Linked DNA regions of Mus musculus: region 2 is linked to region 1. A link is a loop called in an ENCODE intact Hi-C map of the cell type or tissue named here. Cell type or tissue: heart. All regions are shown on one strand. Each heading gives the region's core, and the rest is flanking DNA. Links, peaks and the distances in the headings are about the cores only.

What was found. Hi-C counts contacts between places; a loop is a spot of excess contacts. Peaks named below come from ENCODE experiments on the same cell type or tissue, not always from the same donor. Only the 100,000 strongest peaks of a DNase experiment are listed, where the experiment ranks them.
Region 2: it touches region 1 in a loop (18-fold over the local background); 4 of 42 quality-filtered maps call a loop at or near these places.

The regions. Positions count from the first base shown.
Region 1 is chr13:18,050,773-18,067,331 of GRCm38, reverse strand. No RefSeq gene overlaps it. Among named protein-coding and RNA genes, the nearest start is that of 4930448F12Rik, 41 kb to the left of the region's middle. In heart, for the core only: a CTCF peak has its summit at 9,920 (motif pointing left); no DNase peak of the experiment used is centred there.
Region 2 is chr13:18,324,979-18,341,537 of GRCm38, reverse strand. The region is part of intron 3 of Pou6f2 (POU domain, class 6, transcription factor 2); the gene reads left to right. It overlaps Gm46402 (a long non-coding RNA gene), which reads left to right. Exons shown (of 2, transcript XR_001780867.1): 2 at 1-1,269. Among named protein-coding and RNA genes, the nearest start is that of Gm46402, 13 kb to the left of the region's middle. In heart, for the core only: a CTCF peak has its summit at 8,736; no DNase peak of the experiment used is centred there.

The DNA of each region.
Region 1 (16,559 bases), core at 5,361-13,360:
AGTGGGTTTCAGGGGGCAGGGAACTGGAAAAGGGGATAACATTTGAAATGTAAATAAAGAACATATCCAATAAAAGAAAAGAAAAAAATTGCAACCTTATGTTAAACAAAAACACAATGCATAAAAGAACAAATACTAACCTGAATTCAACAACAAAGTTTAATGAATTTAATAAGAATTAAATGAAAGATAAAAATATAAAGAGTATATGCCTGACATTTTCCATTTCTATAACTGATAAAATATTTATCCAGAAAACAAGCAACAGATAATTCTAGTTCATTAACTCCCAAAATTTACTAAGGTGTTTTGTTTTTGTTTTTGAGGTACCATTACTATGTTGTACATTCTCTATAGTTTAATCCCCACAAACCTTGTAAGTTAGGGAATATTCCCTACCCTTTATAAAATGGTAAACTCTCTTAGAAGTGGATCATCTCATTTAGTCTTTGCAATAACTGGGGATAGGTGATGCGTTGGTTACTTGGTTTGCAATAAAATAGGTAACAAGAAGCAATTCAAACATGAAACATTTTAATCTTGCTTTCCGATTAAGGGGATACATTCTATCAGATGAGGAAAAAAACAGCAGCAGAAGCATGGCACCCTGATAGGAGTAGGACGGATCACTGAATCAGAGAAGTAGAGAGCAGTCCCGGAGTCAGCACTGTAAAACTTCAAGGCCAGCCCACAGTAACAGACTTCCTGTTACAAAACAAAACTCCACCTCATTGAGATCCCAAAACAGTGCCACCATCTGGGAACTAAGAGGTCAAGCACAAGAGCCTGTGGAGAGTCATTCCACAGAGCAGAATTCAAGAAGGCTCCCAGAAAAGAGATTAAAACAAGATGCTGCTCCTGTGTAACTTTCCCTCCCACCTCATCAGCACCAGCTTGAGCCAGAAGAAATCCCAAGGTTGTTCCCTGAAGTCACATCTCTCTTCTTGCTGTGGGGCCTTTCCTCTCCCACTTAGTTCCCATAGGTGTAGCTCAGGCTGAATCACATTCTTCTCTGCCTGAGAAATAAGGAGAAGGCTTGCTCCATGCTGCATTACCAGGTACTCATCAGACTGGTATCAAAAATTACAGATAGCATTTGCCTCAGGGCTGAACCGTAGCTAAGTCAGCAGCAGGAAAGGTCTCAAAGCCATTCCTAGATCCATCATCACTTAATACCAACTAGGGATTAGAAATGGGGTGTGTCCTGCGATAAATGTAACATTTACAAGACCAATTAGCAATTACATCCCAAGCTTGATATCTAAGCTACAAAGTCAGCACAACTCAGACAACCTATCGCCCTTTTTAGCCAGAAGATTTTTATGTATATCCAAGATCCTGTATAGTGCCTACGTCCTGTAGCAGTGATGGCCAGAGAGATCCAGGGAAGTTACTGCAGCAGAGAGAATGTCTCCATCCACTAGATGAGGGAGACTCATCTCAACAAAATTTCTTGAATGAAAAAAATAAAAATAAAAAAATCAAACCTCCAATTCTGGACTTACCTTACTTCTTTCAAAATCACTTAACTTGTTAAGACAGTTATTTATTTTTATTTGAATATATATTTTCAAAATAAACTTGACTTTCAAAATGTATGGCTATTAAGAATGAATAGTTTCTCCAGCATAGGAATAGAATTAAACAGTCTGTGAGTTTGTTGTTATGGTGTTGGAGATGAACTGAGGGACTCCCTGACACTAGACAAGCACCACACCTCAAGGTAACACCACAACCCTTAGAATTCAGATTTCTTAGCCAAAAATTGCAGATTTTCATCATTAAGACATATGCTCACAGTCATCTATAGGATGGAACACAAGGCCCCCAGTGTAGGAGCTAGAGAAAGTACCCAAGAGCTGAAGGGGTCTGCAACGCTATAGGTGGAACAACAATATGAACTAACCAGTACGCCCCAGAGCTCGTGTCTCTAGCTGCATATGTAGCAGAAAATGGCCTAGTTGGCCATCATTGGGAAGAGAGGCCCTTAGTCTAGCACACTTTATATGCCCCAGTACAGGGGAAAGCCAGGGCCAAGAAGTGGGAGTGAGTGGGTAGGGGAGCAGGGCGGGGGGGAGGGGTATAGGGGACTTTTGGGATAGCATTTGAAATGGAAATGAAGAAAATATCTAATAAAAAGATAAAAAGATAAAAGACTTAGGGAATTTTTTTTAAAGACTTATACTGAGATTCACAATTAAATGTAGAAATCCAGTATTTGGATGCTAGCCGAGTCTAATACAGTTGCACATGTGTTTAGAGATAGACCAGTGTCCCCATCACTAACCAGAAAACTGACAATTCCTCTGTGGTCCATTTCCTAATCTAGAAAAACATTGCATGACAGGTTAATCCTCCACCTTACAGGTTCTATACAGAACAGTAGTGCACAGACCTACCAGTTTAAACATTCAGCCATCTGTATCCATGATGTGACAGCAGTCAACCCAAACTTAAAAGCGTCTTCAACTGTCTCTGTACCGAGCATGTGCAAACTTGTTCTTGCCATAATTCCCTAAACATTATAATTATATGTACAGATTGCACACAAATATAACCCTTTATATAAAAGTACATAATATGTGCATAGTAAATGCACAGAAACTTTTGTCCCAAATGTGCTTTTGAAAAAAGTTTTAAAGCTTTACTAATAGCCAAGAGAGCAAAACATAGAATAGAAGGAAGTCACACAATAAATGTTTTCTTCCCCTACTCCCAGAGCCTCTCACAAAAATAAAGTATTTAATAATTACTATTCTAGCACAAAACCTGGCATAAGGCTCTGAAATAAAATTTTATTTCTAAAAGGAGCACCTAATATAGGATGCCACAGTGGGAGAAAATGCTCAGAAACTACCACAGTCTACATGATGCCTAAGCTACAGAAAATAATCTTTGTATCTGAAAAACACTTCTCAAAATAAAGTTAGCATTATAAGAAGGCTGGACAAATATCCCAACTAGGTAGCCTGCCTTTGGCTCTGAATAAAAGTATACCATATACTCCCAGGAAGTATAAATAACTCCATAGCACTGCTCAGCCCTCTCTCCCACTACAAGTGACTACGATTACTCTCTCCTTTGTCACTGCCCCCCCAACTCTTACATTTACATATGCACTCTTTTCCTATTCTAGCAGACCAAGCTACATTCCAAACAACTCTAAAACCAATTTTTAAATTCATTTTTTTCCAATGACTGTGTAAAAAGAAGAGAACCTTAGACACAGAAGTGCCTGGAGACAACACAGCCCTCCTATTTGGAAAATAGACACAGATTTTAAGTAAGTGTGTGTGTGTGTGTGTGTGTGTGTGTGTGTGTGTGCGCGCGCGCGCGCGCACATATCAACTGTGCCAATACAATATTCTCAAAATATCTCTTACGAGATAAGAACTTTTGCTGGACCTCACAATCAGAGTTAATAATACACTGTGAGGTCACTTAAGGCTGCTAGCCTATTGTGTACTCAGATTGTCAGTCTAAGCTGCCTTTAGGAGAACAATGTAACAATCAACTTTATTTGCCTTGGATTTCCCATTAACAACTTCTACAACCTAAACTAATGCACAGCTGCAGTCATAAATTATGTGCTCTTTGGGGCCCCTAACTCAGTAGTGCATGTGTATCATTTGTGGAAAGCAGGAAATGCTGAAGCTGAAGGAAACTTTCTAAAATCTCCCATAAAGGTTGAAAGCAAAGATTTATAGTTTTGGGTTGATAAAAATGATGTTTGCTATCTGGATCAGTTGGGATCAGTTAGCGTCAGCAACTTAATCCCTTGTAAAACCCTGTTAAAAATTTCAGTGATGAGTCCCATTCCTTCCCCATGAGATGTTTTCTATGCTGCTCAATAAATACAAAGCCAAGCCCTTTGTTAAGGACAGACAGACACATGAAGCTCATAAAACAGACAGGCAAACATAGGAATGAACACACACAGACACAGAGACAACATCACAAGACACAAGACAGCCTTCAGGCAGACTGGGATTGAGAACCATGCAGAGAGAAGGCATAAGTCACAGAGAGCATGAAGTAGAGAATTCAAACCTCGGCTGGTTCTTGGTTAAATGACTCCAGGAAGGGAGTGTTTGTATTTCCTTCCTTAATATGACACCTATGAGTCGTTGGTGACTTGAAATTCATTGCTGATACATATAATTTGCAGAAGCAACATTGATCCAAATGTTTTGGCAGGGAGAATCACTGTACTGTGTCTGTATTCTTAGAAGTGGAAAGGCAAGAGGTGAAATATCCCAGGATTCCTCAAGGCTCTGGGTACTTTATTCTACAGTGGACATGAATTTTCTTAATTTCAGAAACTGCTTAAGAGACACAACTAAGGGTGAAAGGGGAAGAAAAGAGAAAGAATTTGACTACAGGCTGAGGTGGAAAAGTATTTGCATAGAATGAGAAGCAGAGAACACAAGATGCTTGCCTGTCCTCAGGTTGTCAGTGTACTCTGGAGATTTACGCGAGTATATTCCATCTCTGTATTTTGGTACAGTAAATGTAGGGGAGTTTAGAGGGTGTTATAAAATTAATTTATAATTGAGATATGTTCATAACATAAATTCTTCACAAGCAGGAGAGATAAGAAACATTCTGGAATATAAAAAGAATTAACAAGGAAGACTATGCAGTGAGTTTTAATCAAAAGAAGAAAATAATAATTAGTACTTGTCTTTCCTGCTAGAGCGTGTGCACTAACAATGCCTGTGTGTTTGCTCGATGGCTTCACACCTTGTTTACAGTTCATTGTTTATCTTACCCTCATTTCCTAGGCCCCATCACAATTACTTTTCTACTACTATAATTTCTATTTATCCTTTTGATGAAACTTAAATTATCTTTTAAATGCTTAAACCAAAAGGCTTACATTTATGTGTGACATAATGCACACCACTGACATCATTCTGGTTAACTATTGTTATATTCCAGAGGCATACAAAGAGTCACTAATAAAACACCAGGGGAAGTTGAACCATAACCATGATTATCAAAGGTTTGGTCCTTGACCAGCAGCCTCAGCATGGCCTTGCAGATGTGAATTCTTGATTCCATACCCACGGGGACTGTAGCTGTTCATCTCTGTGTAACATTACCACAAAACAGTGCATGTGTCTCACGTTTCAGCTTCCATGGATCAGGGCACAGGTGTTGCCTAGGGCTGGGATTTCCCATGTGAGATGGCATCATTTCAAAGCTTACTGCTGGATGGGATAATCAAGTTTCTCATTGATGGAAGACTGAGGTCCTCAATTTCTAGCTGTCAGGGCTTTCTCTCAGATGGTGGAGGCTGCCACCATTCTTCCACAGGAGCTTCTCTGTAGCATGAGAATTAGTTCTTCCAATGCCTGCAAAAGATAACTCTCACTTGAATACTTTAGCCTGTTAAGATGAAAACATTGGTAATACAATGTAAGGGTAAAGACCTCATCACTGTGGTCATATAAGCTAATTTAATCAAGTGTCTGACAGCCCCAATTCATAGGCTCTGCTCACACTTATGAGAAGGGGATTTCACCAGGTACATACAGCAGAGGGTGGGAATCTCCAGGGCTATTAATGCTTTGAATGTGTCCTCCAAAAGTTCATGTGATGAAAATTTAATCTTCAAATTCTTATATACTGGAACCTGATATAGCTGTCTCATGTGAGGCTATGCCAGTACCTGGAAAATACAGAAGTGGATGTTCACAGTCATCTATTGGATGGAACTCAGGGCCCTCAATGGAGGAGCTAGAGAAAGTACCCAAGGAGCTGAAGGGGTCTGCAACCCAATATGAACTAACCAGTACCTCCAGAGCTCGTGTCTCTAGCTGCATATGTAGCAGAAGATAACCTAGTCGGCCATCATTGGGAAGAGAGGGCCCTTGGTCTAGCAAACTTTATATGCCCCTGTACAGGGGAATACCAGAGCCAAGAAGTGGGAGTGGGTGGGTAAGGGAGCAGGGTGGGGGGAGGGTATAGAGGACTTTTGGGATAGCATTTGAAATATAAATGAAAAAATATCTAATAAATAATTGAAAAAATCTTATATCCTTTAGAGGTGGTACCTTAGGCAGGTGATTAGGATTGGATGAGGTCAGGATCCCCAATGAGAGCATTAGAGGCTTCATAATAAGAATGAGACAGACCTGAGCTAAAACGCTTGCCATGTGATGCTCCCACACACCTTATAATGCACAAGTGAGCCCTTGCCAGATGCTGAGCAAGTGCTGGCATTATATCCTTAAACTTCCCAAACTTCAGAACTGGGGACCAGATAAATTTCTATCCATTATAAATCCCCATCTTGAGTATTTTGTTACAGCAGCAACAAATGGGCTGAGACAGGGGCATTCTCCAAATTCTACTTGCCACACCTGTCCATTCAAAGAGGCCAATACAAGACCCCAGGTGGTTTTCTCTTGTTCCCCAACTCTTCAGTGTAGACTGAGGAGTTTAAAACCATGAAATAATTTAAGAGTTCAAAGAGATGTCTGATTAGTGCTCAAAACTAATTTCTCCCCACAAAGCTGTTCCACCTTGAGATTCAGGGGGACATCCTGATCTGTGTAGGGATCCCACTTTCCAATCCTGAAAGCCAAAAGATGGGGCCAGGGATAGAGCTAGCTATGCATATCGTTTCCCTGGCTCCCATAAGCATAACAGTTATAAATGGTCAATGTATTTATTCAGCTACTATTAAAGAAAAATCAGCCGCAGATTTATTTTAATAAAATCATTTGGCTGTGTATTCAACAGATGTCCTGAGAGACTGTAAAACATTGTCTCTATTGCTTTGAGTTTTCTAAGCTTCCAGTGATGGAAGCAAAACAGCATCTGTACCATGCCTCCTGTCATAACAAACACACTCGTTAAAATACAAAGAGCTTGACACTAATGAGCTGCAAGTGTATGCATGCACACAAGCACAGTGGCTTGAGTGTGATTTTTGAATGGCACATTGTGTTAAGACTTTGTAGTTATTAGCAGACCTGGAGAACAAACACAAACTCTCAAAGCATCACTTTAGAATACTTATTGAAATTGTAATGGTCTCTTCTAATCTCAGATGTTGTCTAAGCCTCCACAATTCAGGAGGTGCAGTGCTGTCTGAACTGTACAATGAGGGCAACCACTTTCTGTTCCATCCAGTTCTTGGTGGACAGAGAGAGGTATGAGCTCCTAGGGTTCCTGGTTTGCACCTGTCAGTTCCAGCCCAAGTCTCCTCCAGATAGATGGGGTTTTGGTATTTATCTATATGGATGATATTTCATCTTGAAATCTGCTCAGAGAGAAGCCCACAAAGCCTTTGTCAGAATTTATGGACCAAAAGGAAGCTGCCTTTCAATGGAAAGACTTTGCTTTGGCTGCTGTCTGCAATGACTGCCCAAATCCTGCTGCTCTTCTGAAATTCCTGTTGTCCACACCTTCCTTGGCAGTACAAACTGAGAGGACAACTAGTCATAACCATCTTGGGGTAGCAGACACAGGGTGCTTTTATCACTTGCTACCTCTTTGTATCCAAAGCAGAAGTTGCCTCACTGGGAATAATTGTGCAAAAGCATGAAAGGACTAACTGCTGAAGGTCATAACCAGAGACACCAATGCGTCTCAGAAGACAACAGCTTTGCTTGTTTTCAGGGATTGAGAAAAAGACCCTTCAGAAGGTCGGCACTTCTAGAAGGACAAAGACCTGCTTGTCCTTGCAAATGCACTCTCAGAGGAGACTGGCAAGCTTCTTGCTGCAGGTTCCTGAGAGCTCATCACACTCCTTGTTGAAGAAACTAGGAGCAGCCCCAGTGACCTGGAGTTGCACATACAAATGACAATCCAGAAATATTCTTGTCATGCTAGAAAGAGTAGATCTAAGAGCAGAGAAGTAGAGGGTAACCCATAAGGGGGGGAACACCCTCTTTCCAGGCTAGCAGGTATAGGGGGAATACCTTGGTTGCACATATTTTTGTCAATGAGAAAGTTTCACACCACTGTAATGTCAAAACTCATGCTTCAGATTTCGAATACTGTATTCACTATTCTGTGATTCCCTCGTCTTAAATCCACCTTAAATTTCTGTTCCTATATGTACATGTTTATAAAATCCTTTTGTGGTATATAATGAATGACAAATGTAGAGAGCCGGCCAAGTAGATTAATGTATTTTTGTAGACTCAACGACTATTGGTACAGAAATAAAATGCCCCAAATCATAGTTTTAACCTTAGATTCAACTCTTTTTTTTTAGACACATAAGCAAATGTTCTAGCACTGAGTGACACCTTACACCACTCCCAGCCAATTTTTAAAAGATAGAGTCTCACAAAATTTTCCAGTCTAGGCTGGATCTTGTTATGAATGTATCCCAGGTTAGCATCACACTTGCAGTCCCCCTGACTCAGTCTCCTGAGCAGTTAGGATTACAGATGTATACCACTGTATGCAGCTTAAAACCATCTCTTGGAAAATATAATTCCTTCTTTGGTCCTACTGCTCTCACAGACTAAATGTGTTTCAAAATGTGTTGAGGGCAAGATAATGCCTTCAATAATGGTTTCAAGGCCAAATGTTAAAATAAATAAAATATACATAGAAGACTTAAGAGAACAACTTCCTCAGATTACATTAGCCAAGTAGCTGCCACTGAGCAAAATCTGTGGAACAGCTGGCCTTCCCCACTATTTCTCCCTTGACCAAAAGAGGACCTTGAAATGAAGAATGATAGACCAATTCCTGCCTCTAGTGTTCCTGGAGTATCTGGAGAGTTCCAGGCTCAGACTAAAAGCATGACTATTATGTCAACAGGGATCACAAGGAAAATTCACTGTCTGATGTCTGGGTCAAATCAAGGAATCCAAAATGGTAACTGGCTGCTATATGATGAGATAGTAGAGGCAGGTATGATGTCATATGCCTAAAACCTCAGCATTTGGGAAGCTGAAGCAAGAGGATTATGAGTCGAAAGCCTGGGCTATATGGTGAGATCCTGTCCTGGAAGGGGTGGAGAGGAAAAGAGAAAAAAGAAAGAAAAAAAGAAAATATTCCCCATAATGCTACTATTTTCATAAAGAAGTGACCGCAACCATTTTGCGAGGGATTCATGTAAATCATATGTCCAACTACTGCCCTAAATTTTTATTAGATTTGAAACTCAGAAAAGAAAGAGCTGGTAACAAAACACTGAACATGCCTTTAAAACATCCCTCTTCCCACATCTATTGCCAAAGCCACTTCCCATAGACCCTGCATAAGTTCTAGCACAGCTCTGCCCTCCCCTGTGTCTTAATTCCTTCCAAGAGTGCTAGTCCTTGATTTTGGTTACTTGTGTTTCACAAGCTCCTGGAATTTCCGTTTTTTGAGTGGCAGGGCTTTCTATTCCACTCTTCTTACCTCTGCCATGCCTTTGAAGGCCAGTGGAAGGATTCTACTGTGTTAAACTGTGGTGTCTGTTGAAGGATTTTAGCCCCCTGGTACCAGCACTAGAGAAAAACCCTTCTGAGCATCCTGGAGATCCCTAAGCAAGGGGACTTGTGCTCATCAATAAAGCCCAAGTTGATGAGAAGGTTTTTCAGGTGATGTGTTCTGTGTTCCTGCATAGCTAAGCGGTGAGGGAAAAGACCAGACCATTCCTAATGTAATTTCAAGTGAGATTTGTTTTCATTTTCTCTTAGAAAAACCAGGATAATTTTTAGGGACATTTGACACCCCAGGAAAATCACTGTGTATACACACGAAGAATTTCAGCTCTCCAGAGAACTCACCACCGAGAAAACTTGAGAGAATGGACCTTGGCATGTGGTGGTGATGTAAAATCGAGGGTGATGCTGGCCCTTCTTTTCTTTAACTCTGTTCTCAATAGGAACATCTCTCATCCTAGTGTACTGCAGAGGCCCAAGCACTCTATTTCCAAGCCCAGTCTTTTAGCGCCACCTGGTGTTAACTACTGTAACCACCCTTTAGCCTAATAAAAACTAAGTCTCTTTCTTAAGTACGCAAAAGTCAAGTTCATCGTCATAGGTAAAGTTCAAGTAAAAGCCAATTCAGGGATTGTTGTCCATTCAGCGCATAGCAGGACCTTGGCACACAGTAAATACCAGGATGACTGGGCACTGTGTTCGTTTTTAATTGCCATGGTTGTTTTCTAAGAATAAAAGAATTTGAAGAAGAACATAGGAACACTGATGCCTAAGATACAGTAGCTTTTCACGGTGTTAACGAGAGATTAGAGAGGTGGCTCAACAGTTAAGAAAACTGGCTGCTCTTTCAAAGAACCCAGCTTTTATACCTATCACCCACATGGTGGCTCACAACCATCTGACTGTCCAGTCCAATGCCCTCTTCTGACCTCTACAGGTACTGTATGAACATGGTGCACAGACATACATACAGGCAAACAAACAAACAGACAAAACAAAAGCAAAAAACATATACATATAATGTTTAAAAAATCGTTAACAAATTGGCTTTTAATAGAAAAAAATAGTTGTTAAGTGGGATTTTTTTAACTTCAGGAAAGAGAAACACTCCTATTTAGGCTAACCATAGTCAGATTTAGGCTAATTGTTGAGTTTCTTTCCATGTTTCATTGTGAGGAGCGGGTGTGGCCACAGCTCCAACATGGAGCCCGGGACTGCTGCCAAGTCTTATGACTGGCACCTGACTTCCTCATATCCCTCAAGATAGCCACGTACCTTGAGCTGCATTGCGCAGATGCACCAAAGATCAGATGATGTGACGAATGTAGTCCTGAGCCAATGAACTGTGCCTACGTGGACTGGGGTGAGGGGGAGTGGACTGGAGGGGATAAAGGGGGATGGCCAAGAGAGGTTGTGGCATTATTCTTTTTCCTACACATTTGTGAAGTTCCTGAATAAACTGCCTTGAGAAGGACATCGGTTTTGTCGCTTCTTTTCTGCTGGTCAGAGACGGTAGCGACAAGTGGTGGAACCCGTACGAGGATGTGATGAGTCCAGAACTCTCCGCAGTCAGAGTAGCCAGTTGGAAAGCTCCCAGGAAAGTGGAATGATTCAAGTTCTCGGTTAGAGACTATTAGGTTCCCGGATTAGGGACTATTGAGGTTCTCGGAGTGAGACAATTAAAGTTACACACACATATAGTATAGTGATCCAAAAACTAAAAGAAAAGCAATTGGTTGTAGCCCCAGAAAAGGTTCAGAAAGGAAAAATGGTGAATTATTTAGGAACTAAAATTTTTGATAGTCAAGTATCTCCCCAGAAAATTCAGATTCGGAGGGATAATTTGAGGACATTGAATGATTTTCAAAAGCTATTGGGGGATATACAGTGGGTACGTCCCTATTTGGGACTAACTAACAAACAATTACAACCATTATATAATATTTTACCGGAAGATATAGAATTAAATTCTCCCCGGCAGCTTACTGATTCTGCCCTCGTAGCGTTAAGTTTGGTTGAAAAGGGTACTCAAAAAAGGGTATCCTCTGGCAGGGCGCCCCTTTGCTATGGATACATCCCAAGATTTCACCCGCAAAAATCTTGTCTTATTGCCCTGCCTTGGTAGCACAATTGGCCTTGATTGGCCTACAACAATGTATTCAATATTTTGGCAATCCCCCTCAGGAATTGATTGTTCCATATAATATGAAGCAAATAGAAGTATTATCAGCTACTGTTGATGATTGGGCAATTTTGAGATGTAGCTTCATGGGAAAGATGGATAATCATTTCCCTAAGGATCCCATTTTGCAGCTGATTAAAGCTCATCCAGTTGTTTTTCCACAAATTACTTCTTGAGTGCCATTGCCTGATGCCCCTTTAATTTTTACAGATGGGTCTAAGACAGGCTGCGGAGCATATTTGGTCCATGGCTCCACGCCAGTAACTTTACAGTTTCCCCCTGCTTCTCCCCAAGTTATTGAGTTGCACATTGTTATAAACGTTTTTGAATTGTATTCTGAATCTTTTAATTTAATTTCAGATAGTATGTGGTTAATTCGCTAGCAGTGATGGAAATGGTGGGGAAGGTGAATTTTCGATCCACTATAGGGGATTTGTTAAATAAATTGCAATCCTTAATTTTAAATAGAAGTTCTCCATTTTTTGTCCAACACATTGGAGCTCATACAGGTTTGCCTGGCCCTTTAGCAGAGGGCAATGATTTGGTTGATAAAGCTGCTAGAGCTGCTTCTGCCTTTTTGATTCAGAAACCTGTAGAACTGGCTCCTGGATTTCATTCACAGTTTCATGTGAATTCCAAAACACTTTCTTCTCAATTTCATATTACTAGAGCAGAGGCAAGAGATATTGTTACGGCTTGCAAAGCCTGTGGCCCCCTATTGCCTCAGGTGAGTGTGGGAGTAAACCTTCACGGCCTGCTTCCCCTCCACATTTGGCAAATGGACATGACTCATTTTTCAGAATTTGGTAAACTGCAATTTGTTCATGTTTCTGTAAATACAGCCTCTTGGGTGTTGTTTGCCTCCCTACATACTGGTGAAAAGGCACACCATGTCATTGCCCATTGCTTTGAGGCATGGGGTGCATGGGGTCAGCTCAGAGAGCTTAAGACTGATAATGGACCTGCTTATACTTCAGCTTCTTTTGTTTCCTTTTGTAAAATGATGGGTGTCCACTTGGTGCACAGTATACCCTACAATCCTCAGGGTCAGGGCATCATTGAAAGAGCCCATCGCACTCTGAAAGAGTGCCTAATAAAACAGAAAGGGGGGTAGCCTCTGGCGCTCCTCCTAGGGAGAGATTAGCCATTGCTCTCCTTACCTTGAATTTTTTGAATAAAGATAAAAATGATCTGACTGCTGCGGAATGGTTTGCCAATCCCGAGGCATCCTACAAAGGCACAGTCACGTGGAAGGATGTTCTGAGTGGACGATGGCATGGGCCCGATCCTGTGTTGGTCTGGGCGAGAGGGTCTGTTTGTGTTTTTCCACAGGATCATTGCCAGCCGCTGTGGGTTCCGGAGTGATTGATGAGGGTAGTTCAAGATGAACGGAGGTGCCCTGATGAAGCTGCTTCTGGGGGTGATGATGCTGCATGCAGTGATGACTGAAGATCTATGATGGGCCCCCTTTTGTAGGGGTATTCAAGATTCGCTTCCCCCATGGACCGGCTGCCAGTCCAGGAAAGCTGCGTGGGCCGTGAAAAAATATTTTACCTTTTCCCCTTATATTAGTACCAGTCATAATCAAACGTTTTCAGGGTTTAATTGGACGTATCAAAATCCAGCCCAGAGAGGGGCAAGCAATCCTTTAATGTATGGCTGTTGTGTGGGATAAAGTGGGAGTTGTACAGATCTTTCTTCTTTGAATATGTTGATGGGTGGGGCATGGGGAAATACTAGCTTTTATTGGAATGGATCTGTATTATTTGAGTCTTCTGTTATTCAATTTGCTTATGGGAAAAATGTATTCTTTAAAGCCACGCCTGTATGCATTTGGCCTCCTTTTGTATTTTTAGTTTATAATGGTAGTTATTTTGATGATGTTGTAGAATGTAAGGAGGATAGTTGTTTTTATAGTATGTGTTGGAATGCTTCTACGTTTTCTTTAGCTATTGTGACCAGAATGCTTAGATTGGTAACATGGCCCATGCAGACCCCTTCGGTTATGACCTTGTTTAGACCCAAAGGAGATTTTGGAATAGTCCATATCAATTCCGCTCGGGTGGAGGTATCCATGGCTGAAGGACTTGCAGATTGGATTGCCACTGCTATGTCACACACACCTAAAGTAATGGGCCGGTATTGGTGGATTGGCACTGTGCTGCATGCTCATCAGTGTCCTGGCCTTTTGGTGCATCTGTCGCATGCAACATCGCCATCGCAGGGCTCAAGCTCTGTTGATACAAACCTTTGCAGCTGTGGAGATGGGACAATCTCCTCAAGTGTGGCTTGGCATGCTAGGGAAGTAGACAATGACGGGTAAGACTCCCTGGACGTGTTACCAACCTAAGACAGGAATCAGACCACTGCTGTCTGTCTCCCGATGACGGGTAAGGAGCATTGTTGCAGGGGGCAACCTAAGACAGGCATTTTCTCTGCCAATTTAAAGAATAAGGGGGAGATGTGAGGAGCGGGTGTGGCCGCGGCCCCAAGATGGAGCCCGGGACTGCTGCCAAGTCTTATGACTGGCACCTGATTTCCTCATATCCCTCAAGATAGCCATGTACCTTGAGCTGCATTGCGCAGATGCACCAAAGATCAGATGATGTGACGAATGTAGTCCTGAGCCAATGAACTGTGCCTACGTGGACTGGAGTGAGGGGGAGTGGACTGGAGGGGATAAAGGGGGATGGCCGAGAGAGGTTGTGGCATTATTCTTTTTCCTACACATTTGTGAAGTTCCTGAATAAACTGCCTTGAGAAAGACATCAGTTTCGTCACTTCTTTTCTGCTGGCCGGAGACGGTAGCGACATTTCATAATATCCCTACTAAACAAGAGAGTGTTCATACCTACTCCTTGACTACATGAAATGATGGGAGCTTTGCCACTTTCCGATTTATCTAGGGTCCTTAAGGTCATTCTTAGAAGTGAGGAGAATAGGCAAATGGGAAATGCCTGATCATAACTCAGGGTAGATGCTAAGGTGTATGTCTTACTGTGGTGGTTTGGATGTGGACTATCCTCTGAAGACTATGTTGGAGGGTTGATTACCAATGCAGTGCTCAGAATTAGGGCTTTGGAAAAATGACTGGATCATAAGAGCATGGATCTAGTCACTAGCTGAATCCAGAGATGTAATCATAATTGAATAGGCTGTCAGAAGGTGATATAGGCTATGGAAGGTGGGGCCTGACTGGAGTGCATCAGTGGGGTTTTCCTTGAAGCATGTGTCTCCTTCCCGTTTCCCAACAGCAACAACTAGCATCCTTCTCTACCAAGCACCCTTCTCTACCATGCTCCCACGGCCCCACCACATGCCTATAGCATCGGACTAACAAAGCAGTGCCCCATCTGGAACATTAAACTGATTTACGGCAGTGTTGAGGCTTCAAAAGCCAGGGAGTTTCCCACTGCCTCCATTTGGTAATGCTGCAAGTGAGATGGAGAAGCTGTGAGAGTGGATCTTCCTTTCTGCGGTGCTGAATTAATGAGACTTAGCAGCATTGCCCTCCAGTACCTCACAGAAAGGAGGCAGGGGCTGGAGTCACAGCTGCAAAGGACCAACAGTGCCCATTCCCAGGTACTTCTCTGACAGAGATGGGTGAGTGCTTCTTTGGGGGTGGCTATGGGTCTTGTAAATGCTTTGGGTGAAGAATATCATAGGTTTATTTTGGCCAACACTATTTCTACCACTGACTATTGATTTGAGTGTACAATTTGGCAGAGAGTATGTTTTTTCTCAAGGATGATAGTACAACGGAGGCAAACATCACCATCCCAATTTCACAACCAAAAAAACTAAGAACCAAGAATTATGAAACCATTCCTCAACAGTCATGGAAAACCATACTTTAAATTAAATATTAATGTCTGTGAGAGTTCTAAAACATTCCACGAATTTTTTTTTGTTTTGTTTTTTGTTTTGTTTTGTTTTAATATATTTATTAGGTATTTTCCTCATTTACATTTCCAATGCTATCCCAAAAGTCCCCCATACCCTCCCCCCAACTCCCCTACCCACCCACTCCCCCTTTTTGGCCCTGGCATTCCCCTGTACTGGGGCATATAAAGTTTGCAAATCCAAATGTCCTCTCTTTCCAGTGATGGCCGACTAGGCCATCTTCTGATACATATGCAGATAGAGTTAAGAGCTCCGGGGTACTGGTTAGTTAATAATGTTGCTCCACCTATAGGGTTGCAGATCCCTTTAGCTCCTTGGGTACTTTCTCTAGCTCCTCCATTGGGGGCCCTGTGATCCATCCAATAACTGACTGTGAGCATCCACTTCTGTGTTTGCTAGGCCCCGGCATAGTCTTACAAGAGAGAGCTATATCTGGGTCCTTTCAGCAAAATCTTGCTAGTGTGTGCAATGGTGTCAGCGTTTGGAAGCTGATTATGGGATGGATCCCAGATATGGCAGTCTCTAGATGTCCATCCTTTTGTCACAGCTACAAACTTTGTCTCTGTAACTCCTTCCATGGGTGTTTTGTTCCCAAATCTAAGAAGGGGCAAAGTGTCACACTTTGGTCTTCATTCTTGAGTTTCATGGGTTTAGCAAATTTTATCTTATATCTTGGGTATCTTAAGTTTCTGGGCTAATATCCACTTATCAGTGAGTACATATTGTGTGAGTTCCTTTGTGATTGGGTTACCTCACTCAGGATGATGCCCTCCAGGTCCATCCATTTGCCTAGGAATTTAATAAATTCATTCTTTTAAATAGCTGAGTAGTACTTCATTGTGTAAATGTACCACATCTTCTGTATCCATTCCTCTGTTGAGGGGCATCTGGGTTCTTTCCAGCTTCTGGCTATTATAAATAAGGCTGCTATGAACATAGTGGAGCATGTGTCCTTCTTACCGGTTGGGATATCTTCTGGATATATGGCCAGGGGAGGTATTACAGGATCCTCTAGTAGCACTATGTCCAATTTTCTGAGGAACCGCCAGACTGATTTCCAGAGTGGTTGTACA
Region 2 (16,559 bases), core at 3,994-11,993, 280 kb before region 1:
AGAATATAGCATTTTGACCACTTATTAGATACCAGACACTAAATGCTTTGTAAACATCGTCTTTAGTCATTTCTGCTTGATGGACTTCATACAATTGGGCCATTTTAAGTAAGATAGAAGTTTGACTGAAAATGACTGGGTGACATGACAAAGATGTTTCTGTAAACAAACAAATACCCTTTCCTATTTTTCACATGGAATTGTAGACTATATCTTCTATTCTGTCTAGTAGTTAATTAGGATTCTGTGACATCTCTGGCCAAAAGAATGTAAGGAAACTCGGGTATCCTCGTCCAGAATTACCCTTAAAGCTTTGTGCTATTAAACTCCACCCCATCTCTCAGACGCAGAGGATCTAGGGAACTTAGGGAAAGGCCTAGAGATTTCCTGACACCTGTGTAGAGCAGGCCCTTACCCGACAACTGTATGGCTAGAAAAATCCAAAAGACAAATGACAACAACAACAACAACAACAACAAAAGAGATTATGTTTAGGGTTGTTTCTGTCATTCAGTAGTGTGCCCTGGTAAATATAGCAACTTTAAGAGAACTTGAATTTAAATCCATGTTTTTCTGATCCCCAACCCCCATTCAGAACGCTTGCATTGTTATAAGTGATTATCAACCATTCTGGAACAAGTAAAATTTATTTTTAAGAAGTGAATGTAAAATGTTGTCTATGATTCTTCTCTTTATTTAGGGTAGAAAAGTCAACATACATAAAAATTATTGAAGTTTCTCATTATGGTGATAAAAGCTGCTATAAATATATTTTCCTGAAACACATCAATAGTTTAAAATGTTGCAAGCAGATAAAAATATTATTTTATGATTACCATCTGAATATATACCAGTGTTGACATGCTTTTCAGATATTACCTAGATGTTTATTCATTGTTCATCTTTCCAAACACAAACACCAGACAAATAGGGTACAAAGATTCCAGTAATAAAAAAGGATAGAACTTAATCAATGCGTTTTACCTGTTCCCCTTCTAGATCAAAGTTAACTGCTCTCTCTTGATAAATGGCCAAGGTCACCAACTAGAATGATAGCCACTGCATTTATAATCTGGAAAATGAAGGGAATTCCTCTTGTAAGGCTGTGACTTGTAGGCACTAGATTGAGAATTCTTTAATTTAAAGGAGAAAGCACTCAATTTTATAAGAATGCATGTCAGTTCCTCCATCTAGAGTAGGTTTCCCATATTTACTGAGTAAATCTGGATAGTATATTGCTACAGAATGGCAAGAACAGGACAGAATGAGCAGCTGACACTGCTCAGATCCTCCTTGACTTTCCTAGTACCAGGGACTTCACTGAACTCAACATATGGAGCAAATATCATTGCTGCAGCAGTTGTGTCATGTTTCCATGACTTGCTAAGATCAGAAGTAGTTGTGACCCATGTCATTGGTCTGAAATAAGGTACATGCTACAGGCAAAGAGTCTGCTGGTGTGGGATCAATTTTCATGGCATTAAACTTAGAATTTGCCCATGAAATAAAGTGTTGTGCTCTCTCAAGGATCTCTGCAAAATTTCTTGACTGTGCCTGTAATATTTCTGTTCTTCATGGAACTATTCTTCTTGGCTTTTAAGCTTATCACCAATAATATTTTGGATTCTTAGAAAAATATTATAACTTGAATATTTAAGATGCTTTCTTACAAAGTATGAATTGTTAGCTAATGATTAGCTAACTTGCTTGTTCCTCAGATGTTTTATTAACTAGAGATTTCATTGTGTCCCAAGGATACCAGTTAAAAGGCACTCTGACCCACATTCTCAATATTGCAATATTCCAACATGAGCAATAGAGAAAGCATAGTTTACTGAGTAAGATAGTACATAAAACTAGGTAATTTTTCAAATCTTTCAATATTGTGGTATTTAGCCTGAATTCCACCATTTGAATTTTCAGTCATATTAGCTGCCTTTCACATTCCTTAAGTTCTCAGTAATTTAAAACCTTACAGACACTAGGCAGTGTGAAGCTTCCTGCACTGCTATATTCTTGTTATCTGCAATTGGAAGGAACAGTTTGCCAAGGACCATGCCTTCCCCTCTTATTCCACGGAGGAGCCATTCTGTCCAGCGGCCTGTGGTGAGCTGAGTAAAGAGCCCTGGAGCAGAGAGCTTGCTCTTGGGACCTCTCCACATGGTCATACAAGCTCCTGCTGGCAGCCAGCGTTCTACTAGGAACGTGAGCTTGGGCGTCTCACCCCCACCACATGGTTACATTACTGCTCTTCCCAGTGACTCATTTTCCCGCACAGCAGAGTCTTTAAAAAAACATAAAACCTTATGACTTTAATTATATCAATCCATCTGCTCAATTGTCCCCCACTCGTGTTTTCCGGGCTCCCAGTTGTGAAATCAGAGCATGCGGTTATTTCCTCTGAGATGTTTCATTAAATGGTATTCAGCACAGAGGAAAGCATTTTTGAATCTTTAATGTTCTGCTACCCACAGATATGTGGACCTCCTGTCCTGCTTGTTTTAGCATAAATTGTTTAGAAACTCCACCGATAGTGCATGCTAAAGCCAGTACCATATGAGCTCCATCCTGTGGACAATAAGCCAAGGTTATTGGAAATTTTCTATTAGGAAATAATGTGTTTCTGTTTTAATAATGAATTGAATTCCTTAAATATTGAATATGATGATATTCTCAGAAATTATTATAATTAAAATAAGATTGTGAACATGAGTGGAAATATTCTCTTATAAGCACATGGATGCTTTCAACCGTGCCCTATTGGGAAGTCTTCATGGGTTGCTGAGAGAATGTGTGTAGATGGCACTCTCTGATATCACACAGTACTGTGGCCCTATGTGCTCCTGAGACTTAGCCTCTATAAATTTTGCTGTGAAGATTAGTGTCCATCGGTTGTTGGGACCCTGTGATTTTTTTTTCAGATGAAGATAAAAGGCAGTCATGTGTTCATCTCTAGGAAGGAGGCGGGCTGGGATGGCCTGTTGGATGTGCTCCTGGAGACTGCCTTTCTTGGTGTCTCTGGCCATCCTGCTTTGCAGAACATTACCCTTTACCCCAGGTGTCAAAGCATCCTTTGTTCCAAACATGCTTCTTATCTCTTCTCCACATAAGCAAAATGACTATTTAATGGAGACTTCTCAAAAAAGCTTTGCTTCCTGCTAATGTCAGTCTTCTTGCCAGCACACTGAATTTTCCATGCATCACTAATCCCATTGTTTCTATTTCTATGACATGTAACAACTTTCTACAAGGAAACCCATCCAGATCAGGGCGCCATCTGACAAAAATAACTTTGTTGCCAGACTTAGCTGAATATAAGCTGTCTTCTACAACTCTTTTCAGACTTAGCTTTCTCACTGTGCTCAGGAGCCTGTTCTTTCTCTTTCTACTTTTGGTTCACACATTTGTAATACCTTACACATCCCAATCTGCTGGGTTGTTTACCTAGAGGCAGTACCCACCAGGATGGTGATTCCAGCCATCTCATACAGTTTAGGACTCGCTACTTTTCCTATCCTAATTAGTATCATCTCATCTTTTTGTTCCTCGCTATAAATAGGGTTTTCACTTTCCTGACTCACTTTAGAAGCCCATTTTTACTGGCCGAGATTCACAGGCATTCCTTTCTAGAACAGGAGGAGAAGAAACAAAACCAATGTCACAGAGGGATTAGTGAATATCATGAGGAGAATGCTCCCACATATGAAGCAGCAGCTGAGGAGGCTCCAGGGAGAACCTAGTCATTCACATGTGACTTGGTAAGGCAGTTGTTACCACCTCCACTTCAGCCAGTTAGGGCCACACAGATGTGGTGCCCACATTGCCCCTTTCCTTCAATGTCACTGAGCCTCAGCCTGTTTTTCCTCTAAGGTCCTTGGTGTTAACAAGGTTTGGTCTCCATCAGATTGCATTTAGTCCTTTACTTCCTGGGTATTGTCTGCACTGAGCTTTTTAACATACAGGAAACTCTTCTTTAGAATAGCTGTCACTGAGGTCTATTGTCATTTCTACCTATTGACACCACCTGCAGGTAATTCACCCTTGCAGCTGTCACTTCACACTGTCACCAGAAGTAGCTAGCAAAGGGAAATGGGATGCCTGGTGCCTATCAGCAGTCCTTGGTGTCTCCTGATGTTAACATGTGGGGGGACTTAGCTTGCACCTCCTGGATTGTACAGACACTTCTGTGACAGGATCATTGTTCAGTGGCTTTGAAGGAAATCAAAGATGGCAAGAATAAGCTACAAGGTATGATAATTATTGAAAGAAAGTACTAACCAAGCACATTTGCATTTTCTGGCATGTCCCTTGAGTAGATGCTGCTATTATTGGGTTAAGCAGCAAAATGCAATTGCAAGCTCCTCCTGAGAAACTGTTAATATAATATGTATTGAAAACCCTCTACTCTGGCCATTTCTTTTGGTGGTTTCAAAATAAAAATCAGAGAACCACGAAATTCTCTTTTTAAAGGGGACACTTTATAAGATTATTTCTTCTCCCTTGCATTTAGCAAGCAGAAAAATGAAAGTGTGGAAGTATTAAGAGACTTGTTCAAGGTTAAACATAATGAAGATTCCTCAAAAAAATATAACAGAAACCTCTTTCTCAGTTAATATCATAGCAGCCATGTACAGCACTGTGCCCTTTACTTTGCTTCTGTGGCATTGGTAATAACAGAAACTTATTCTTGCCTTCAGACAGTGTTTGCATCTTCTCTCTCACTCTTGTGGTTTGAAACAGCTAAGGCATCAGCTCCAACCAATATTCACTTGAATTTGAAATTTGCTGAACGATCTGGCTGCTTTTCATTTTTTACCATTTCACACCTTGTCCGCATCTTGAGCAAGCTTGTAAGTTTTCAGCGCATACATTTCTTGTGATGATATATTGTCCTGGTGGAAAATTTCATTTACTGGCTGTGCCCTTTGCTGAACCTGTTGCTAGTCAGGGAACATGATAAGCGTATAAGTAGCATGCTACTTCATTTATCATACATCGTTTCAGACACTCAAATATCTCATATACAATTCTGCATTCTGCATAGCAAAGATCTACCCAACTCAAGAAAAAAAATCTTTAAAAAAATTGTCAGCTCATGATTTATAAATGTATCCTCTTAATAAAAATTAATCATAGTTTATACTAAATCTGTAAGTACCCCATTCCTTTATTTTCTTAATAACCCTGCTAACCACATGCTATCAAACACTAATAAAAGGTATCTGGCTTTGTGATTTGGTGTATAAGAGGATTGGAAAATATAAAAGCACGCTCTGTTTACCATAATTGAATTACATTGTGAAATAAATCAGGGCTTTGAGAATCTCAGCAGTGTCCCAAGGGTTGTCTAGCATCACGATTTTCATTCAGGGCATCCTTCAGCTGCATTTCCCTCCCTGGTAAGTCAGAGGACTCACCTGCAGAAGCTTGGCTAGAGTGGACAGTCCCAGCCCTCTGCAACTACCCAGCAAGGCTGGCTGCCCAGGGTTATTTCGCAGGCTGCTGCAGGAGGTCATGCCTACCTAATTTCAGGAACTTTCTATGTATTGATTTCTGCTCTTCTCTGCCTGTCATTACAGTGTTTTACTAGCACCCATGTTTTATGTATAGCATTAAAAAAATCTACATTCTGTCAGAATGGGGCCATTGAAATTTTGAAAGTGAAACTTGATTTACATTAAACACTGCTTAGACTAATTAGGACCTTTCTCAAAGGAATTGAGAACATGAAATACAGTTAACAATAATGTGTCCACTATCTTGCTGGTCTTTTCAGTGTAGGAAGTGCTTTGGAGACATAGAACCCATACAGAAGGACCTGCGCCATGGGCACTTATATAAAGATAGAAATTTAGAGCTACAGATACTATCATTCATGTGGGATTATTGATCCTCAGAAACAGCAGTGGTACCTAGTGCTTCAGCATCAAACTCATTTAACCTACCTGTAAGTCTGCCACTACTGGACCACACGCCTTGTGGGCAAGACTCATACAAAAGGGGAGGTACCTCTCAGATGAAAAACCACTCATTTGTCTAAAGAAGGATATCCCTTTCTGAAATTTATATCTGAATTCAAAATTTGGATGCTTTGCCTTTACTGGCTAGAAAAATTACCTTGGCAACCTATGTGGCAACAAACTATTTGACTTTTTCCATTTCCCATGTTCCCATTTTTTCCTGATCTGGGGATAAAAAAAAATATCTCTTAAGTGTTCATTAAAGATACAGTAAGCCAGGCAGTGGTGGCATACACCTTTAATCTCAGCATTTGAGAGGCAGAGGCAGGTGGATTTCTGAGTTTGAGGCAGCCTGGTCTACAAAGTGAGTTCCAGGATAGTGAGGGCTATACAGAGAAACGCTGTCTCGAAAAAGCAAACAAACAAACAAACAAACAAACAAAGAAAAGAAAGAATGAAAGAAAGAAAAGCTATAGTAAGAGCTACCAAAAAATACATATGCCCCCAAAATTCACATTTTGCATATAATTTCAGGCCATACAAATGCCCTGAAGTTTATTCATAGATGTACCACAAGAGTGCTGCATACTACCCACCAGTATACATGCTATGAAGCATCTACAAACTCAGGTTAAACGTTACTCGTTCAAGTGGTCCATAGCCAGCTCTCCGTCACTACAACAAAAGAACGTAGACACTTTTCTTGTCATATTAAAGAGTTTTCTTGTTGTCTTTCATACTGTTAGAGGTTCCAGTCCATGATCACTCAGTTCCATTAGTCTGAGATCCCAGTGAAGAGCACATCATGGCACAGTGTGTGACAAATCAAACCTTCTACATCATAAGCTTGAAAGCAGAGATAGTGAAGAAAAGGCCAGGGTCCCACACTAAGGAACAGGCTGCCAATGATTTAATGACTTCACAACATTCACTAGAAAGGAAGTCTTGCCATACTGTAATTTACTGATCAAATCTCACCACCTCCTGTTTCTCCAACTGAAGATGTGTTGGAGTACACATGTACCAGTTTACAAATTATGTATGGTGCTGATGCACCACAGTGGCAAAGTCCATATTGGTGAGCCATGTAGCTCACAAAATCCAAAGCATCTACTATTTGGCCCTTTACAGAAAAAGCCTATCTTGTAAGATCCCTACATTACAGCTATAAACAGAGGGGAAGGTCATTTGTGGACAAGCTGCCTTTATTCTGATGGGAGGAACTGGTTTGCTCTATTGTGATAGCCTATGGATAAGCCTGAGCTAGACTCTGACAGCCGATGACAGTAAGAACCTCCTCTCAACCGGAACCACGTCACATGTCCACTGAGAGAAAAATGGCCAACTGCCAATGATACACTCACATAGCAAACTGGCACACAACAAGAAAAGATCAAAGTTCACCTACTTCCAGGAGCATGACTGAAGCTGGGAAAGGTGGATATAGAAGGGTACGTCCTATGTGCTCACCTGCATAAAGTGCCAGGACAGACAAAACTAACTCATGGTGATACAAGTTAAAATAACATGGCAAGGGTGGTGCCTAGAGAAGGGTGCAAGGGGAAGCACCTGGACTGCTCAGATCTCATGTACCTTCATCAGATAGGGCAAGATGGTGAAGAAATCTAATGGTTTAGTTGGGTTAAATTAAGTGTGCTTTCCACATGTGGTAGGTGTGTCTGATTCTAAGCTGCATGAGTATGTGTGCTTGTGTGTACCCGCATGCATGTGTATATGGGTATATGCATATACATGTGTGTGTGCATGTGTAGGGGGAGAGAAAGACTGGGAGAGAGAAAGAGACACACAGAAAGAGAATGTTCTTAGCTGAAGCTATCAAAGTATGCCTCCTGATTGCACCCCCAAATAGTGAGGGAACGTGTGCTAGTTGTCCTAACGATACCTCAGTTTCTCATACTGTAAAACAGCCAGAGGGTGTAGGCCTATAAGTATCTTTATCTACAACTCAAAAATTCTCAATGAAGCAAAGATGTTTTCAGTAACCCTTTAGTGGCAAAATTATTCTTAACCTGTATCAGGCTATATATAAATTTTATTTATCTAACTTCATGTAGAAAGAAAGAGGTAGACCTTTTACATTTTTATTTTTATTTGTGTGTGCTTGTCTGTGTGTGTGTGTGTGTGTGTGTGTGTGTGTGTGTGTGTGTGTGCCTGCATGTGAGCAAGTATATCCATATGCATGAAGATACAGACAGAAGCCAGAGAGTGCTTGGACCCTCTAGAGCTTTCATTATAGATAGTCATGAGTCACCTAAAATTGATGGTGATAATCAAACTCTGGTGTTCTGAAAGAGCAGCAAGTGCTCTTAGCCACTGAGCTATAAGAAAGAGGTTTAATTGCCAGAATATTAGTATGCTTGACTGCCTATGCTATCTCGACCATAGTAGGACATCATGTAATAAATAACATTCATAACTATCGCGTATGTGAATACATTTGCACTGAAGCATCTAGACTGAGGACTTCAAGTAAGGGTTGTGCATTTATCCTCTCCTCACAGAATTTACAGGGCTTGATGCTATGCCTGAGGGTATTATCACAGTGTCTGGCCCATACAAGCTCTTAACAAAGATTCACCTTATTATTATTGTGCTCTCTGTTCTCACTCCAAGGAAACCTACAACAGTAATTTTTCTTAGGGCCAGTTGACATCAATATGAAAACTATCCCATGTCAAGTTTCTAAGAATCATGGCCTACACATTTTCCTTTAAGCAAACTTTTAAAGAAAGGAGTAGAGAGGTTGTGAGGACTGTGGCCCCCTAGGGGGAGCCAGCCACTAAATCAACACCTGGAGGAACTTCACAGGTCTCTCAAGCTTTTAGATTGTATTTCCAAGTGACCTTAGACCAGAAAAGTGCTAAGTGTTCTTGGACAGCATTTCTTGGCATTCCCTGAGGAACTAGGAGGGGAGTTTTATTCCGTGTGGATTCTGTCTGAGTTTAGAAAATCCACCACTTCCTGCATTTGATCTGGGCTAGACATACCTGAACACCCCACTGAAGGGCTTCCTTGTAATGGTGATTTCTCCTCTGGTACTAGTCTATATGTTTACTTACGCAGTTACATGTCTGTTCAAGTCATCTAAGAATAAGTGAGCGAATAAGTTTGAAAACAAACAGCATTTAGATAAAAATTCAAATGTTAAAATTCCGAATGAGTGATCCAAAGAAGTCACAGAAGAATTTTCTAGAGATATAACTGTACTGGAAAGAGGAGGTCACTAACATAGTGACATGTGACTTAGACCTGAGTGACGTCGACATGCATCAAGAACTTGTGAGGCATTCCATGTGTGAGATAGCTAAGTCAACCAGAAAGAAGTCAAATAGAATACTGCATCTTGTACTGACAGAGGAACACTGGCTGAAGACAGCAAAGGTCATCCAGGGACAGTATTTAAGAACTCATTTGAGAGGATATCTTTTGTTGCTTAGTTAATTGAGTTGTAGGCCTGATATTGAGAAGGATTTTCTTAGATTTATTGACCTACACAGTCTATAACATATTTACCTTTTTTAGTATATACTTCTATAAGATCTGGAAGACACTATAATCCAGTGTAACTACCACCACTGTAAGATTGAGAGTTACATCCTGTCAAGCTCCTTTTGAAATTAACCATCTATGGTCCTCAGCTCTTAGCCAACCATCTATATTCTGTCTCAATTGTCTGCCTTTTCCTAAAAGTCATAACCATAGGCATCCCTCAAATCTACCTCCCTGAATTTCACATACAGACCTGAAGAATGCCCGTTCTGTAGTAGAGGGTAACTTCCTTAGCATTGGACTTCATTGCATGACTTCAGGATTAATCCATTCACCAGCGTAAGAACATCTGCATAGTTTTTCATTTTTTTAGCACCTATGAATAAAGACATTATAATCATTTGGTTTTCTTTTTTCTGTGAATATACTTTATATTTCCCTTAGGTAATATTGAGAACAAGATTACTGTTAGATGTACACTAAGTGCCAGCAGTTTTCCAAAGTGGATGTATGGTTTGATAATCTCATTAACAATGTCTAACTGGTGCTGTGACTTCATGCCCTTGTCAGCACTTGGGGTTATCAGTTTTGGATTTGTTTTTTCTTTCTTCTTATCCATTGTTTTTAGTTTAATCATTCTGAGTATGGGTAGTAGCTCACTGAGACTTTACCTTCTCAGATGGCTACTAATGGGCATTTCTTATTGTCTCATTTGCTTCCTCTATCTCCTCTTTGAAAACTGTCTAAAGAAAAAGATTACAGATTTTCTTCTCCTTGGATTGTCATGTGGTAAAATCAAAACTGCAGAGAGACAGATCTAGGCCTAGAATAGACGTAATGTGAAATTAAAACCAGATAGAAGAGTACTTCATAAAGCAAGCATGAGCCGACTGAGAAGGTCTATAGCTACTGAGCAGCACATTTGCAGTGACAGATACTGAGTATGAAAAGCACCAAGTACAATGCCTGCCAGCATCTTGAACATCATAGGTACCATTATTCATGCTGCCCCAGATATATGCAGAAACATTAGTTTTCTTGTCGTATGTTAACCTAGGCAATCTTCGCCTGACCAATGCTGAGAACCAGTAACTAGCTTTATTTATCATATGAGGAAACTGAATTCCTTGCTTTAGATCATAAAACTAGGAAGGGCTGGCTGAGCAACCTGAACCCTGGTGATATTCCCATATACTAACAAATGATGCTTTCCCGATAGAAGCATGTCCATTTGTCAAATAAGTTGAAACAATAAATGGCAAGAACTCACTCCACACAAATATGTCTACTTATATGCACCAATAAAAATGAAAAGAATTCCTTAAAAATGAAATCACCAACTATAACTACTTCATGGGTCTGGTTCATAGACAAATACTGGTTTAACAGACACATTAGTCACAGCTACATATACAATGACTTGTCTGTAACTCAGCTATCATATTGTTTGGACAATAACAAAATGGCAGGATACTTCCTTATGTGTCCAGTTGAATAAAAACTAATGGTCCTCAGATTTGGCAGACTGTTGGGTTCCTTATCAATTTTCTATGGCTCCTATTACAAGTGTGTCCTCTAGGTGATGGGAAAGAACCACCATAGATGCCTTGCAGAGACTCCTCTCCTGCACTCTCTCCTGCAGCAACTGCAAACCTGAGTCATTTCTTCAATTAGTTGTATGCAATCTTGGTCTATTCCATATTCAAATATGTCCTGTGTCATACTTTATCATGATTGTGAACTTGATGGGATATAAAATTACCACAGAGATGAACCCCTAGACAGGTCTGTGAGATCTGTTAGTTTAATTGAGCAGTACCATTTCATGGACTATCATTCTGAAGTCAACACAACAGAGAAAGCTGGCTAAGCAGAAGCATTCATCTCTCTCTGTCTGCTTCTTGACTGCGGCCACAAGTGACCTGCAGCCTCAGGCTACTTCTTCCATGTTCCCCCTGCTATCATGGACTCCCCTTTGAATTGTGAACCAAAATAAACCCTTCTTCCCTTGAGCTTCTATGGCCAGGTTTGTCAGAGCACTGGAACAAATAACTAACTCACCCAGCATCATCATTTGATCCCCTCAAGTCCACAGCAGTGTGCACCTTTGAAACTACTCCACAGAGCAAGAAAACCAAAAGCAAACAAACTAAAATATCAAAAGGCCCTCGCTCCTTCCTCAGTTATTGGTTCAGCTGTAGGAAAGTCATTTGTTGAGTTCCCCAAGAAGAGATAAGAAGTGATAACTGTAGCATCAATAATTTAGTCTAGGAACAAGAGAAATCTGTGCCACTAGATCAAGATGGACATATTTTTAGAGATTTTATATTGTAACAGTGTGAAAAGTCCAGCTTTGTCAGGATAGGACTCTAATCTCCAGAAATGAAGTTCTCCAAATCTATTTGACTTGTCTTAAAGTCATCCAGGAATCTGAGAACTTGCTCTTCGTTCTTTCTCTCTCTCTATCTTTTTCTTTTTCTCTCTATCTTTTCCTTTCTCTTCTTCTTTTTTTTTTTTTTTTTTTTTTTTTTTTGGTTTGGTTGGTTGGTTGGTTGGTTGGTTTTGGTTGTTTTGTTTTGTTTTTTTGTTTTTCAAGACAGGGTTTCTCTGTATATAGCCCTGGCTATCCTGGAACTCAGTCTGTAGACCAGGCTGGCCTCAAACTCAGAAATCTGCCTGCCTCCGCCTCCCAAGTGCTGGGATTAAAGGCATGTACCACCACTGCCCGGCTTTGCTCTGCTTTCTTAACTACTGCATTCTATGAAGCAAGAATTTAATGTGAATACGTTAAATACATTAAAATTATGCTCTAGCAGAATCCTTGTCTATGGAAAGGGTGTGGTCAGATGTGATACTCAAGTGTTATCCTGATTTTTGGAGCAAGGAAAAGAACAGGCTACTGAAAATTCAACACCCACACCAGTCTTCAACTTTTTAAAATAAAATACAAAGCAAGAGAGACTTGAGGAAACTTTCATCAAAATGGTACAAATGATGGATAATTTTCCACTTATAACATCTTTTCCCTAACAACGCCAGTGATGATATGAGAGGTAGACTGTGTTGAGGGGAAAGCTTTGCTTTATCTCCAGATGAAATACAACCAGAGTAGAAAATCAGAAACTCAACTAAAGGGTCATAAACCCCCAATTTTGGGATATTAAAATAATCCTGAAGTTCATTCACTTTAGACTGTGATGTGTCTTTTTTAAGCATTTGCAGGTTCTAAATGGCTCCTGAGAAGGAAATGGTAATGCAGAAAATCTCCAGATTAGAGAGTTTGTGTAGCAGTGGGAAGTAGTCTGATTCTGCTAGAAGTCTGGGCTTTGCTTTTATTCTCTGTGCCTATATAACTTCACATTTTCTTCTCTATGATTGAGTTTCCTCATTTGAAAAATAAACATGAGAATGGTTGTACTGAGGATTAAACGTGTTAATAAAATGGAAAATACCCAGAAGAAATTTACTACTTATTCACTGATAGTTCCCTTTTCCCTAAAATTATATTATTAAATCTAAGGAAATCACATATGAACTATCCATTCATTTCTATAAAGGTATGCATGTATGCATGCACAGAGAAAGAAGGGGTGGAGAATATGCTGGATAATGTTAATATATGATAAGTTAAAACCTAAAGTTCCTGCTCTGTGAGGCCCAGATTCTAAGTCAAGTTTTAAAATTATGAATCATAGTTACACTTAAAAATATTTGGGAGGGGCTAGAGAGATGGCTCAGTGGTTAAGAGCACTGAATGCTCTTCCAGAAGTCCTGAGTTCAATTCCCAGCAACTACATGGTAGCTCACAATCATCTGTAATGGTATGCGGTGCTCTCTTTTGGCATGTCTAAAGACAGCTACACTGAACTCATATTCATAAAATAAGTAAATAATATTTAAAATAATATTTCGCAGAGAACAGAATCTCACATTTCAATCAAAGGTAGCTTAGAACTCACGAGGTAGTCTAGGATGACCTTGAACTCTCAGTAGTCCTCCTTGGCCCCTAAGTGCTGAAATTACAGGTGGGGGCCACCTCAACTGCCTTCACCATCCATCCTTTCTATTGACAGAGTCATTATCTCCTTCTGAGAGAATCTAAATTGCCATCATATCTTCCTCAACATCCATATGCGGCCACCTTCGCCCAGAATGGTTCGCCTTATAGAAGATGCCCACCCTAGTGGGACAGAGACAGAAGCAGTCATAGGACCCACATAGACTCCAAGCAGACTTTGATTTTTCTGAATATCTGAATGGCCAAAAAAAAAAAAAAAAGAGTGTGGAGATGTAGTATGCTCTAATATTGTAGGTAATTCATAGAAATAATGTGAGACTTAGGAAATGGGGTATCAATGTTAAAGGAATTGCTATCAAGCCAAACGAAAGTCCATTTTGTTCTTCTGTAAATCATAGGAATTGTTTTTTTTTTCTGCTGTGTTTATTTGGCAGATTCTGTGGAAGAATATCTGCCAAGCCATTGTCCCAAGAGGCTTTCCCAGTAGCAATATATCTTATTCTCATATCAAGTCTCCCCTTATGACTTGTATTTTTTTATTGAGTGCTCACCTTTCCCTCACACTTATTAGCAAAGACACCACTTTCTCTCCTTGTGCTTCTGTTTGTCTGGCAGCCTGGATTAGAACTGAACACTAATGCAAATCTCACTGTGTTGAGAAGCAGCTTAATTTTTACAGAAAATGTCATTACCATCCACAGTAATGGTTTCCCCCACTATTACACCAGATTGAACAGAACCGCATTTAGATTTTCAGTAGAGTGCTCCAGAGGAGGGAGAAACAATCCCTGAGAAGCAGAAGGACTCCCAAGTGTTTAACCATGCAAGTAATGCTTTTACCACTGTTTCCAACCCTTCCACAGACATGATAAATGGGGCAAAATGTAGATGACATTGGGGGATCAAATAGAGGGAGAATCTGAAATATCATTCATGGCGTATTTCCTCTCTTCTCTGTGAACTACAGAGAGCTACAAACCCATGTGGCTTAAGATAACCTCTAAGAAAGTATCAAGATTTCAGCCTTATAAAGGCCAAACCCAGCTTTCAAAAAAATCCTCCCTGGATTAATCTTGGCCAGCCTTTAGGCACACTGTGAGTGAACTCATTCCTCATCAAATAGGTCCCTCTTATATAGCAGGCTTTGTCATCGTCACTAGGACCTTGAACAAGGACAGCAAAGGCTGAGTGGATATTCTACTGGGAAGACAACATACTTAGCCAAGGGTGTGCTCAGATGGCATGTAATTTAAAATTATAATAAGCGCTAGGAAGGAGGAATGCCCAACATCAGGGCAGAGAAAATAGAAGACATATCAACTAGATTGAGACAATTTAGGTCGACTCCCCTCTTGAAAGTGACAACTAAGGAATATTAATGGAAGATCAACTGAACCAGGATTCTTGGTGTCAGGTGTCGGTCTCAGCCTAGATATTTGAACTTGGGAAAGTTACTTAAACTACCTGGGCCTTAGTTTTCTTATGGAAAACTGGGATGACAGAACAACCTGTTTGTCTCAAGGTATTGATTAGATGACCTCCTGAGAATTACCTCATCCCTGGAAATGCTTACTCAACAGCACCACCATCACTCCTCATGGACAAGGAGGCAGAAACAGAAGTACAAAGGTAGATGCGATGACTCTCATGGTCAGGATTGGATTTCAGTTTCTTCCCTCACCATGTTTCCCCAGTTAATTGTTGCCTGGATGTTTCCAGCTCCAAAGAAGAACAGAGAAGCTTTCTTCTCTGCTCAGTTCTGAGACCCATACCAGCTCAAAAGCCTGTGGAACATTTAGCCTATCATCTGAGTGAGGAACTAGGAAAAGGGACAAGCATGTCTCCCATGCCCTTCTGATAGTCCATTGCCTGACTTGGGTGCAGCCCCATAAAAACCCACCATTTAATTCATAACCATTGCTAGCAATGGATGATGGTTGCCTTTCTTCTGTGCAGATGAAGAGGCAGGGGCTCACAGATGCTCAGTAAGATGTCTTAGTCGAACAGCTAATGGGTGTCAGGGAAAGGTTCATAGGGATGACTTAGGACTTTAAATCTAATGCCTTTTCTACTATAATCCAGTCACCTTGAGTCATCAGCTTAGGCAAGGAAATGTCATGTATTCCCAGCACCTGTGTAATGAGTGATCTTGGTCTCCTGAGACCATGAAGGAATTCCATAATACACCCTTTTCTCTAGGCTGGCACTTTCTTCAGCCAAGATCCAGTGCTTCCACGCTTTTAAGTTAGTGGTTAGTTGTGGCCTAATATTCAGGACAGCTACCTGCTAGGTCATATCAGAGCTTAAGTATCTGCTTTCTGAAGATCTCTAGAATATTTTTTTTAATCCTCTGTGATTTCTGGGTCTTTCTTTCCTGATGATCTGAATGGATCCTTTACCTAAGCATTTGGAAGTACATTTTATTCCTGAGTATGTATCTCATATGGAGGGCCAATACTACAAATGGGACTTAGTGTGTTGGTTTCCATAAAGCTCACAGCAACTATACTCATAAAAAAAGCACATTACCGCTGTGGGAGAAGCAGGCATGTTGACTTATTAAATATTGTTGGCACCTCAAATGTCAGAAAGATGCTTAAGAAAGAAGGAGAGCAAAGTAAGATTTCTGCCCAATGAGCTTACTTTCAGATTAAACATCCACACGGGAAGGTTTTCTAAAGTAGGACATTTTCAATTAAAAACCAAATGACAGACAAACAAACAAACAAACAAACAAGCCGAGGAAAGACTCCTCAGCAGGGGAAATGGAAGAGAACGGTATTTCCAAATGAGTTATGTCAGAGAATCAGAGGAACACCCGCAGACAGAGGATGTACCCTGCTGCCTCCTGAGTTTTCCATACCAGCATGAGGACACTCCTGGTGTCCATCTGTCTATGCCTCTGGGCAACAGTGGGGCAGCCTAGGGAACGTGGAAATCTTTTCCGCATTGCCTTTTTTAAAACACCCAAAACCTTACTTTCTTTTAAAATAACTATATATATATATATAGTTATTTTAAGAGATAAGGTCTTGCTGTGCTTGGCCTCAAACTCCTGGCTTCCAGCCTTC